Linked DNA regions of Homo sapiens: region 2 is linked to region 1. The links are chromatin contacts, found by Hi-C or POLR2A ChIA-PET in ENCODE. All regions are on one chromosome and are shown on one strand. The core of a region is the stretch at or near the end of the contact, and the rest is flanking DNA. Distances in the headings are between cores, read along the strand shown. Region 1 overlaps AFAP1L2 (actin filament associated protein 1 like 2). Region 2 overlaps ABLIM1 (actin binding LIM protein 1).

What was found. Hi-C counts contacts between places; a loop is a spot of excess contacts on that map. ChIA-PET counts read pairs that join two places held with the same protein, here RNA polymerase II (POLR2A). Pooled maps may share reads with other maps.
Region 2: a loop to region 1 is called in a pooled map, with 2.7 times the contacts of the local background. The contact joins two enhancer-like sites. A Hi-C loop is called at or near these places in 2 of 50 pooled maps. POLR2A ChIA-PET finds 5 or more read pairs at or near these places in 4 of 52 experiments (HepG2, OCI-LY7, WTC11 and 1 more).

Annotation. Positions count from the first base shown.
Region 1 is chr10:114,385,792-114,391,553 of GRCh38, reverse strand. All of the region lies in intron 1 of AFAP1L2 (actin filament associated protein 1 like 2), which reads left to right. Among named protein-coding and RNA genes, the nearest start is that of AFAP1L2, 16 kb to the left of the region's middle. Within about 2 kb of position 1,971, at least 4 of the 41 ENCODE cell types and tissues checked have a DNase peak (open chromatin) inside an H3K27ac peak, as active enhancers do.
Region 2 is chr10:114,542,862-114,548,280 of GRCh38, reverse strand. It overlaps ABLIM1 (actin binding LIM protein 1), which reads left to right. Exons shown (of 23, transcript NM_002313.7): 5 at 505-631; 6 at 3,183-3,276. Among named protein-coding and RNA genes, the nearest start is that of ABLIM1, 110 kb to the left of the region's middle. RefSeq lists an enhancer at 3,968-4,077. Within about 2 kb of position 3,805, at least 11 of the 41 ENCODE cell types and tissues checked have a DNase peak (open chromatin) inside an H3K27ac peak, as active enhancers do.

The sequences.
Region 1 (5,762 bases), core at 722-3,221:
GTGGTATATTGTGAGTAGTCCAGAAACACAAATTGGTTGGGCCCAGTGGCTCATGCCTGTAATCCCAGCACTTTGGGAGGCTGAGGCAGGTGGATCACCTGAGGTCAGGAATTCGAGACCAGTCTCGCCAACATGGTGAAACCCTGTCTCTACTAAAAATACAAAAATTAGCCAGATATAGTGGCAGACACCTGTAATCCCAGCTACTTGGGAGGCGGAGGCAGGAGAATCGCTTGAATCCAGGAGGTAGAGGTTGCAGTGAACTGAGATCTCACTACTGCACTCCAGCCTGGGTGACAGAAAGAGACTCTGTCTAAAAAAAAAGAAAAAAAGAAAAGAAAGAAACAGGAACTGAATGAGAAATGTTTGCTGTCCTCAGGTTTTCTTAGAGTTGGATTACATCAAAGTTAAGGGCTCTGTTCACTGAGTGACACCCTGGACAAAATTAATAGGCAGCTGGCAGAAAGGAGAGAGAGATTTACAATGTCTAAAAGCTGTTCTATTAACATTTAGGATATACAAGGCACATTAACCAGAAAAAGGCATGAATGTACATAGTAAAGACAGTGAATCAAGGGTATGAACAGGAGTTTACAGGTCAAGGAAGCTGCCAAAAGGCTGACAAGTATCTGAAGAAATGCCTGGGCTTCTTTAGTCATCAGAGGCAGGTCAACCAAAACCACCACCCAGTAGACTGGCAGAAATGAGAAGGTGGCACAATGCCCCATTTTCCCAGGGACGCTGGGTTCAACCATCTTCATGCAGAGCTGAGGGAGTATAGGCTAGTACAGCCAGTCTGGAAGGTAGGATTTTTTTTTTTTTTTTTTTTTTTTGAGACAGAGTCTCGCCCTGTTGTCCAGGCTGGAGTACAGTGGCGTGATCTCGGGTCACTGCAACCTCCGCCTCCCAGGTTCAAGCGATTCTCCTACCTCAGCCTCCTGAGTAGCTGGGATTACAGGTGCGTGCCACCATGCCTGGCTAACTTTTGTATTTTTAGTAGAGATGGGGTTTCACCATGTTGGTCAGGCTGGTCTTGAACTCCTGACCTCGTGATCTGCCCGCCTCAGCCTCCCAAAGTGCTGGGATTACAGGCGTGAGCCACCGCAGCCGGCCGATTTTTCTTAATTGCATTGAAGATGCACTTACCATACGATCTAGCAATTCCCAAAGAGATGTCTGCATGGGTCCATAAGGGGGCAGGGTTGAGGATGATCTCTGCAGCATTATTTGTCATGGTGGAGAATGGGAAGCAGTCTAGGTGTCACTTGGGAGAGGGAACAGGTGAACTGATAGATACATGTCTTAGAGAATTATGCAGCAGTAGAAGCAATGGCTGAGATATACATCCAATGGCATAGATGAATCTTTAATACACAGTGCTGATGGAAAGGCAGGAACCAGAATAGGACAGTGGACAATAGCATTTACAGTCATTCAAAATTCACGAAGCAGTCCACATTGAGCAAAACACATACAAACGGAAAGGTGCATATTAGGAAGGTCATCGTTGTTGCGGGAGGAGAATGGGGTATGGGGAAGAAAAGGAAATTGCATGAGTTTGCTTGTAGCCTATTGTCAATGCCAGAAGCCTACAAATAATTCTGACTTGGAGCAGAATTTGACATAGTGAGAACAATACCAGAAGCTCAAGCCATGTGCTGTGAAAGGATGGGGAGGAGACTCCCCACCACCCCTCACCCTATGGAGGAATCATGGGAAGGTCATTTTCCTTCATATTAATTTCTGGACTGTCCAAGAAGTTCTCATGAAGCTGTGATAACAGACTATCCCTACGTTTGACTCTAAAGCTTGCATTTGACTGCGAGGGCTGTAGTGGTGGTTAGCAGTCCACCATTGTCACAGAACGGGGGAGATGCATGAATAAGCCTGGGGTGGTAGGGCTGGCTTTTCATAGCTGTGTATTTTTTCAGTCACCTCCAGCCATTCTGAGTGCCTGAGCTCTTAGTCATCCTTGGGTTCACATCACTAAGTACAGGTCATGGCTGACAGCCAGCGTCCAAATGTTTATCACACTGAGTAAAATGCAGTGGAATTAGATTTTTCTAGTACCTGATGGATTGGACACAAGATCGCTAGACTCTGAGCTAGGGGGTTCATTTTGCTCCTCTTCACTTAGGAGATTCACTCAAAATCAGTGTATCCAAGCATGATACACTCCCTCTCCCCACTTCCCACCCTGGGTTGATCTGATCTGGACAGAGTTGGCCCCTGATCTTTTTTGTTCCATCATCTCTATTTCTACTTGAAATAATAGTTGCTTTCTTTTTTAAAAAAATCCTTTTTTGAGATTCAGAGGTCCATGTGGACCAGATGACCAGAGTCCCTGTTTGCCTCGCATTGTGTCCTGCCTGGGCCCCAGAGGCAGGACCTGGTGCTGCCTGGGGTCTCGCAAGTGTGGGCAAGAGAAGAGCTAACCCTTTTGGATGTGGGCTCAGGGTGTGGGCAGCAACTCCAATTGCATTTAAAGTCAGTAACTAAAGCTTAAGTCTTCCGGAACATAGAAATAACCCCTGAGGTTGGCACTGGTGGTGTCACTGTTTTCCCAGCATTCTTTCTCATGCCCTGGATGTTGCTTATTGATGCCTCTTCCTTCTAGCTGTTCTTCATCCAACCTGTCCATCCTTTACTGACAGTGTTCAGTTTCTGCCCATGTCTCTGAACCTGCATTTCCAATTTCTGGGTCCCTTGGGATATTGATATCTTAAGTGAGGGGACAATAGAAATCCTCATTTCTGTTTTCTCAAGCTCAAGTATCAGCCCCAGGGTCCCTTCCAGTTCAAAGGATGTGTGATTTTGTAATGAACGTGCTGATGTCCTTAATTAGCCCCTTTAAATGGGAGAATATCCAGGTATTCACACAATGGACATTTTCTAAGCTTTACTTTGTGCCAAGCATTGTCTCAGTGCAGAGGTAGGCTGGACACAGTACTGACGAGGCCCCTGTCCTGATGGGGCTTGTGTTCTAGTGGAGGAAAGCAGACCACAAACATGCAAGCACCGTTCTAAAACAGGTTCATTTCAGAGAGTAATGAGTCAACGTGAAGAAAGAAAGCAGGATGTTGTGGGAGTAACTTGGTGATGGTGGGGGGTGGTGTCCAACATTAGCCTGGGGGTGATGGAGAGTCTCTCTGGGGAGGTGACATTTGGGTTGAGACCTCAGGGAAGAGGAAGAGCCTGCTGTGGGGAGAACCAGGCCCAGGCAGTGGCAGTTGCAAAGGTTCTGAATGGGTGTGTGTGTGTGTGTGTTCATGAGGGCTGAGAGGAGCTTGTCATTGAGAGGGAATGTAGAGAGAGATGAAATGGGAGAGCAGGATGGTGCGAGGGAGCTTTCATGCAGTGAAACTGAGCTTCCCCGCCACCCATCTGAGTGGCCACTGTCCCTTCCAAATGGGTAAGTCACCGCCAGGTAGACCACCTTGGATCCATCTATTTTCCACAGGAAAAATTTGAGCATATCCTAAAATAATATCCTCCTTCATCTTTCTCCCAAGAGGTCAAGGTGCCACAAACCTATTGTAGTTGTCCACTTTTCACTGAAGGGGGCGCTGGGATGAGAGAGGACATGAAGGATGCCTGTACTTACTGGGGGTAGGGGTAGGAAAATTGCCTGAGATCCCTGCATTGTGGTCCCGTGTCCTTCCCACCAGGTAAAGCCAAGGAAGGAAAGGAGCTTTTTGATCCCTGACCTACCCAGAGTCTTCCAAGTGCTTCCTTCCATGAGGCATGAATGCTTCATCCCCCACTGTTCAGACTGTCTGAGGTCTGTGTTTAGCTGTAGGAAATAAATACTGTTCGAAAGTTGCAGGGTGTGGCTTCGTGCAGATTGGGTTCATATCAGGCTTGGACATTGCAACCATGAGCAATTACTTACTCTTTCTGAACCTCAGTTTCTTAATCTGAAAAGGGTTGATAGCTTTTTCCTTGGGGATTTGTAGGGTTGGAGTGAAATTTTGCCCTTAGAGAGCTTGGCAGTAGGTTCAGCACATGGTCAGAGCCCCGTAGTGCTAGCCAGTGGTGGTGAAACAAGGCATTGGGCTGTATGTGCCATGGGTCTGCCATGTTTATTTCTGATGCCTACAGCCTTTGCTTTTAGTAATGCTGCCATTAGGTTCTATGTGGGGCAGGGGAAGCTGAATCATGAAGGAGAGCTGTTTCCTCTTTCTGACCCCATCAGTGTGGAAAACGTACTAGTCTTTTATCACCTGAGCTTCAGTTTCCCCCATCTGTAATAATCACCACTTTCCTCACAATGCAGAATGCTGGGAAGATCAATGAAAAACTATGCATAAAAGTGTTTTGAAAACTGGAAATCACTGAACAGATGTGTAAGATGACTCTCCACCATTGCATCAGGAATTGCAATTCCAGGCTGAGGGAAGCCTGCAGTGCTACCATAGCTATTGCTAATTTGCTCCTGACTAATGATCAGTTCTAGAGTATTTATGGCCAGAAGGCAGACTCCCCTGGCCATGGAGACCCAGGGTTGGGTGGAATTGTGTTTGGGATTGGCTGACGAGATGAACAATTAGATACAGGATCACTTGGACAGGGAAGTGAAGGCTCAGTAAGGGATTCAGTCAGGCCAGTGAAGTTCATTCCAGTCCTGCAGGGAATGGACCCTTCCATGCCAGGGTGCCTGTCTGCAATGGGAGTGCCCTCATTTTGCGAAGCATGGAGGCCAGTAAGCCCTCTGCAGTCCCAGGACCGAGGCCCACATGGCCTGAGCATGAGTTGCAACTCTAGAAGAACATCTGCCTGGGGATGTGCCGTTGCTGGGTGTGCTTTGCTCGGTCACTCCCTGGCTGCTGATTCCTTAGCCTGGCCAGGAGGGCCTGCTGGGCCTAAGGAACCCCTGGGCCTCCTGGCAGCTGCTGTGGAGCAGGTGCAGTTCCGGCTGCTGCCTGGGTAGGGCAGGGCTGCTTGGGACACATTCATCTCACCTCTCCTAACTTCTAGCACCATCTCTGCCGGGGGAAGAGCCCCCACCTGTCGGCCCTGATTCTCTTCATCTTCCTTGCTTTGCAGCTGCTGCTGCCTTGTTGATATTAAGCAGGGCATCACAATCAAGAGTGGTTATTAAAAATAATAATTAATGCTAGTACCTTTTCCTTTTTTCCTTTTTTCTTTTTTTGGAGATGGGGTTTTGCTCTGTTGCCCAGTCTGGAGTGCAGTGGTGCCATCATAGCTCACTGCAGCCTTGACATCCTGGGCTCAAGCGATCCTCCCACCTCGACTTCTTGAGTAGTTGGGACTACAGATGCATGCCACCATGCCCAGTTCCTTTTCCTTTTTATTTCAAAATATATTCCATCATTTCCCTCATTTCCCCTCACAGATATTCCGTTGAAGGTGTCAGAAGTCCTACCATAGGCATTTTCTCCATGAGGTTACCGAGGGCCTGGGACCTTAACTTACCTGTCTCACAGCAACAGACTGGGAAGCTGTTACTACTGGATGGTGGGTTTTCAGACTCTCAGCCGAGTCTCGGCCTGGCTGCCCACATCTGGTAGTGACCGTGCTCCCTGGCTTCTCGTTCCTTCCTTGGACATTTTCTACTCATTGTCTCAGTGAATCCTCAGGGACTCCTGAGGGGGGGCGGGGGGTGGTGAGAACCTGAACTATTCAACTCGCACCCTCCACCAGGTACCTGCAGCCTCCCTGGAGTGGCTAAACACCAGAAGGGTTCCAATAAGAAAAGCATTTTAGAATCTTTCACTGACGTTCTTGGCATTGCTTTGCTC
Region 2 (5,419 bases), core at 2,556-5,055, 150 kb before region 1:
AAAGGCTGGTTTGGATTGATAAGGAAGTAGGGTCCCATTTACAAAAATGAGATTTACGGGCAGCCTCCAGGAGTAATCACGTATATAGTGTTAGGCGAGGCATCAGCATAAAGTGCTGAGTTGTTCACAGTGCCCTCAATTAATAAATGCCTATGCGCACTTTCTTAAAATCACAGCCAAGACACTATAATTAAATATTCTCTGGGCGATCTGTAGCTCAGAGGATACATTAAAAAACCCCCAAGTAAGCAGATGGGTGAAGGACATCCGTCCCCGTAGATCCACGGAGGTTCATGAAGCTTCCGTTCTGTGTCCTTCCGAGGACGCAGCCTGTGAGCCTTCACCAAGAAAGATTTTGTGCAGGGAAAGAAACTGACCCGAGATGGTGCTTGAGTAAATATTGATTGAGTGTGTGATGGGCACACAGTGGGGTTGAAATTGGGCTGCCTGCTTGGATTTAGCAAAGGAAATGTGTAGTAACCACTGGCGGCTGCTCTTTTTCAGATTGTGCCGGCTGCGGAAGAGATATCAAGAATGGGCAGGCGCTGCTGGCGCTGGATAAGCAGTGGCACTTGGGGTGCTTTAAATGCAAGTCCTGCGGGAAGGTCCTCACCGGGGAGTACATCAGCAAGTAAGGCTGGGCGCGGGCACGCGTTCCTTTCAGTGGGCACCGGGCGTTGTGGTTCTTCTGCAGGTCCTGGTCTCAGGGGCCCCACCCCATCAATGGTGCTGAAATTGTTCACATCCTGCCATCATAATGAACTTGTTGCTATAAAACTTTTGAAAAGAATTGTATTCTTTTGCCTTGGCTACTATAAACCTAATGATATGTTAATCATTGCCTAATTTAACAATTAATGAAGCTGACACTGTTACACTGTATGTCATTACCAATTAAGCATTTAATAATTTCCCTGTTGCTGTTCATTCTCCTATGAGGAACTAGTAAGCCTTTGTTCTCCTTCCAGGGCTGGAGTACATTCATAGACGCTCCCCAAAAACACACAAAGCCTAGGTTGTGGGCCTTTTAGGACTGCACAAAACAGCCTGCCAGGAAATGGGCTCATGTTCAATAATAGTGGATAATAGCTACAGTTAAGGAAGTGAGGCTTTTTTTTTTTTAAATGTAGCCTGGCAATGAGGGGAAATTTTCCACCGTATACCTTTTCATGCCTTAAAAAAAATTTTCCTGCTGGGCGTGGTGGCTCACACCTGTAATCTCAACACTTGGGAGGCCAAGGTGGGAGGATCACTTGAGTTCAGGAGTTCGAGACCAGCCTGAGCAACATAGCAAGACCTCATCTCTACTAATATAAATAAATAAATAAGCAAGCAAGCCAGGCATGGTGGCACATGCCTGTAGTCCCAGCTACTTGTGAGTCTGAGGTGGGAGGATCACTTGAGCCCAGGAGATCAAGGCTGCAGTGAACTATTATCGCACCACTGCACTCCAGCCAGGGCAACTGAGTAAGACCTTGTCTCAAAAAATAAACAAATAAATTCATTCATTAATTCATGCATTTCCCCAACCACATGAAATCACCTATTCGAAAATATTAATGAATGTAGTTTAAAAATATAGTGAAACAAACAAGCAAACAAAAGGTTGCTTGGGCCCCACCCACTAGAAATCTAATTCTACAGGCCCAGGGTAAGGCTGAAACACCTGCACTGAAAGGGCAAGAAGGCTGGGTGCGGTGGCTCATGCCTGTAATCCCAGTACTTTGGGAGGCCGAGGCAGTCGGATCACCTGAGGTTGAGAGTTCGAGACCAGCCTGGCCAATATGGTGAAACCTCATCTGTACTAAAAATACAAAAACTGAGCCGGGCATGGTGGTGGGCACCTGCAACCCCAGCTACTTGGGAGGCTGAGACAGGAGAATTGCTTGAACCTGGGAGGCGGAGGTTGCAGTGAGCCCAGATCGCACCACTGTACTCCAGCCTGGAGACAGAGCAAGACTCTGTCTCAAAAAAAAAAAAAAAGAAAGAAAAGAAAAGGCAAGAAGCTCTTCAGGTGACCATTATGGACAAAATAAGACAGGTGCCTGGCTTCTAACGGAACATTGCAAGCTATGCGGGGGTGGGTAACTTGGCAGTCTAGGGTGGCACTCTATAGCTTTTCCATGCAATCACACACAGGATATAATATTTTTCCTGTGCTCCAAGGAGGTTGACTGAGCTGAAGGAGGCGGCCCTGGGCTCCGGAGGCCTCCTGAGAGCTGAGGAGGTGGTGTCTGCAGGCTGTTCAGAGGCTGTACTCTGGCATGTGGGCCCCTTGTAGGGGAATGAATGCTGAGCCCACATCTGACGGGCTCAGTGTTCTTGTTTTTTTTTTTTGTTTTTTTTTTTTGAGATGGGGTCTTGTGCTGTCACCCAGGCTGGAATGCAATGGTGCGATCTTGGCTCACTGAAACCTCCACCTCCTGGGTTCAAGCAATTCTCCTGCCTCAGCCTTCTGGGTAGCTGGGACTTACAGCTACACCTCACCACACCTGGCTAATTTTTGTATTTTTTTTAAAGTAGAAACAGGGCTTCCCCATGTTGGCCAGACTGGTCTCAAACTCCTGACCTCAGTTGATCCACCCACCTCAGCCTCCCAAAGTGCTGGGACTACAGGCATGAGCCACCGTGCCGGGCCTCAGTGTCATATTAATAACTATATGTATTATATACATTAACAATATTTTATAGCTTTGCCTTTATTGTGGTTTTAATGAAATTGTCGCTAGTGTTTTGCCTTCAGGTGTGATATTGCCTATTGATTTGCCAGTATCTTCTTCAGGTTCATTAACACCATTCTTTCTCTGGTTTATTAATTATTGTTATGTGGGCTCAGTGGGCTCAGTACTCCTACGTGCCCAGGGGGCCTGTGGAGAGAGAATGCTGCCAGGCTTTCTGCTAGTTAGCTCTGAGACAGTAAAAAATCGGCAAGGGTGACCATATGGCGACATGGCTGTTTCGCCTGTGTGGCACCGAGAGCCGCAGAGTGCTCTCTGGATCGTTTTGTTTGTGGTTTTGATCCTGTCTGGCCAGGTCTGACTGGATTGCCAGGCATGTGAACACTGGGCAGGGGAGAAATATGTCCTGCCCTTCTGTGGAAAGGCCTTGGAGAAATGTGGTTTTGGTGTCTTCTCCAGCCCCTGGCCACCTCCTCAGGAGCCGAACACGTTTTTGTCTTGCAGGGATGGTGCTCCGTACTGTGAAAAGGACTACCAGGGACTCTTTGGGGTGAAATGTGAGGCGTGTCACCAGTTTATCACAGGGAAAGTCCTGGAGGTAAGTGGCAGACCGGCTCCCTCATAGCTACCGCCATCTTTCTCAGCGGCCCTCAGAAACAAACAAGAGGGGACCCTTTCCCACCTCCTCCATCTTTTTTTCACCTGTGGAGAAAGAAAGTAGTCGCAGGTGACTATTTTCAAGAATTAAGGTGCTGCACTCTCCTCAAAGGCTCACGTGGAAATTAGAATGATGGAGAATTTGCACAGGAAAAAAAAAAGAATGATAAAGGTTCTGGTAGGAGTTATGTAGGACAGGCTATATTAGACCATTTTCATTTTTAGAAGTTAGACAAGAGTAAATGAAAAGGGTGTGAAATCATGTGTGTATACATCCATGTGTGCATGTGTGCATATGTCTATGCATGCATCTGTGGGCGTGTGCAGATTCAGGGAGCAGAGGCTCAGAATGGAAGCTAAGAAAGGAAGGGTGGGGGAAAGGTAGAGGCATTGGCTTCCCCAAACTTCAAAAACCACATCCTGTGTGACCCAGAGCACCCTGTGGCCGGGGCTGAGCTGAAGCCTGTCAAGTTCAGGTGCAACCGCCTCCAGCTAGGGAGCTTTCTTCCTGCTTTCTCAGCAGCCGCCACACAGGCTTCTGCCTCTGGGCTGAGCCAGTTCCTCTGGGGTGAGACACAGAATTCTGGGGCCAGAGTTCAGAAGGAGTCGCTACCCTACTTCTCCCAGGCCTGTGGGGTGTCAGCCAGGTCCAAGGAAGAAGTAAGACTGCCTCATCTGTGGCCCACCTGCCAGCGTGGAGAGTATGGCCCAAGCAGAGGTGGGTCAGGAAGCCCCACAACTAGGGGGATGACTACAGGTGCTGCAGCTTGTCATCTTGCTTTGTCAAGGACCAGGCTGCTAAATCCACGGAGCCATGTTCCACCTTCCCAGCAGGGCACGTTTCAGAGACACAGACACAGATCTGAGGCCCCCCTCCCCGCCACCATGGTGTTTCTGGGCTGTGCTGTCTCTTCCGTGGGGTTTCACAGCAAAGGCCCAGTGTAGCCCCCTAAATCCCACTGTAAACCCTTTCCATGAAGCACAGAGGGGCCAGCATTGGATGTGTGCTGGGACGTGGGCAGCTGATTGCATTTGGGAGAGAAGGGTGTGGTTGTGGTCAAATGCAGTTGCCTCTTAGCCCGAGGAAGAGGGTTCTGGGAAGAGGGAGCAATACCTGCAGAGGCTCAGAGGTGAGGAAAAGCACAGGATACATAAGAAACGTCAGTTGGGCACCGATGTGACAGATGATGCTGGAGAAGTGGGCAGGGTCCCAAGAGTCATATTCTGGAGTTTGGGTGTTACCCTAAAAGCGGTAGGAAGCCATTGAACTGCTTGTAGCTGGAGTGTCATGTGATTAGACCAGGTTGTTGTGTAAAGAACGTATGAGAGTTCTCAAATCTATGTACGCACGCGTTCACAGCAGCCCTATTCACATCAGCCGAAAGGTAGAAACAACCCAATGTCCATCAGCAGGTGAATGGATAACAACATGTGGTGTATCCAACTAGTGGAATATTATCCAGCCTTGAAGCAGTGCTGCCAACCACAGGATGAGCCTTTAAGTAAAAGAAACCAGCCACAAAAAGCCACATATTGTATGATGCCATTTATATAAAATATCTAGAATAGGTAAATCCATACAGATAGAAAGCAGATTGGTAGTTGCCAAAGGCTGGGGGAAGGGGAAATAGGAAATTACTGCTTTATGGATACAGGATTTCCTTTTGGGGTGATGAAAATATTTTGGAATTAGAGGAGGTGGTTGCATAGCATTGTGAATGAATGTACTAAGTGCCACTGAATTGTTCACTTTAAAATGTTTAATTTTATAGTACGTGCATTTCAGCTCAGATGTTTTTTAAATGGCTGGGAAGGGAGTTGGGGTGGAGACAGGCCAGCTAGGAGGCTACTACAGAACTTTGGGCACAAAATGATGGTGGTGCTAGCTGGAGTGGAGCCTGAGAAATGGGCCCCCACCCTCCGCACACACAGGAAGGGTGGAAAGAGTTCTCTCATAGCCTTTCCAATAAAGCTTTAATTATTGACCCAAGGACACTTCAAAACTAGTGTCTTGACCAGGGAGAAAGAAGCATATCCCCAGGAAGGCTGTTGGAGAAGGTGGATGGGACCCACCTGATGGGGAG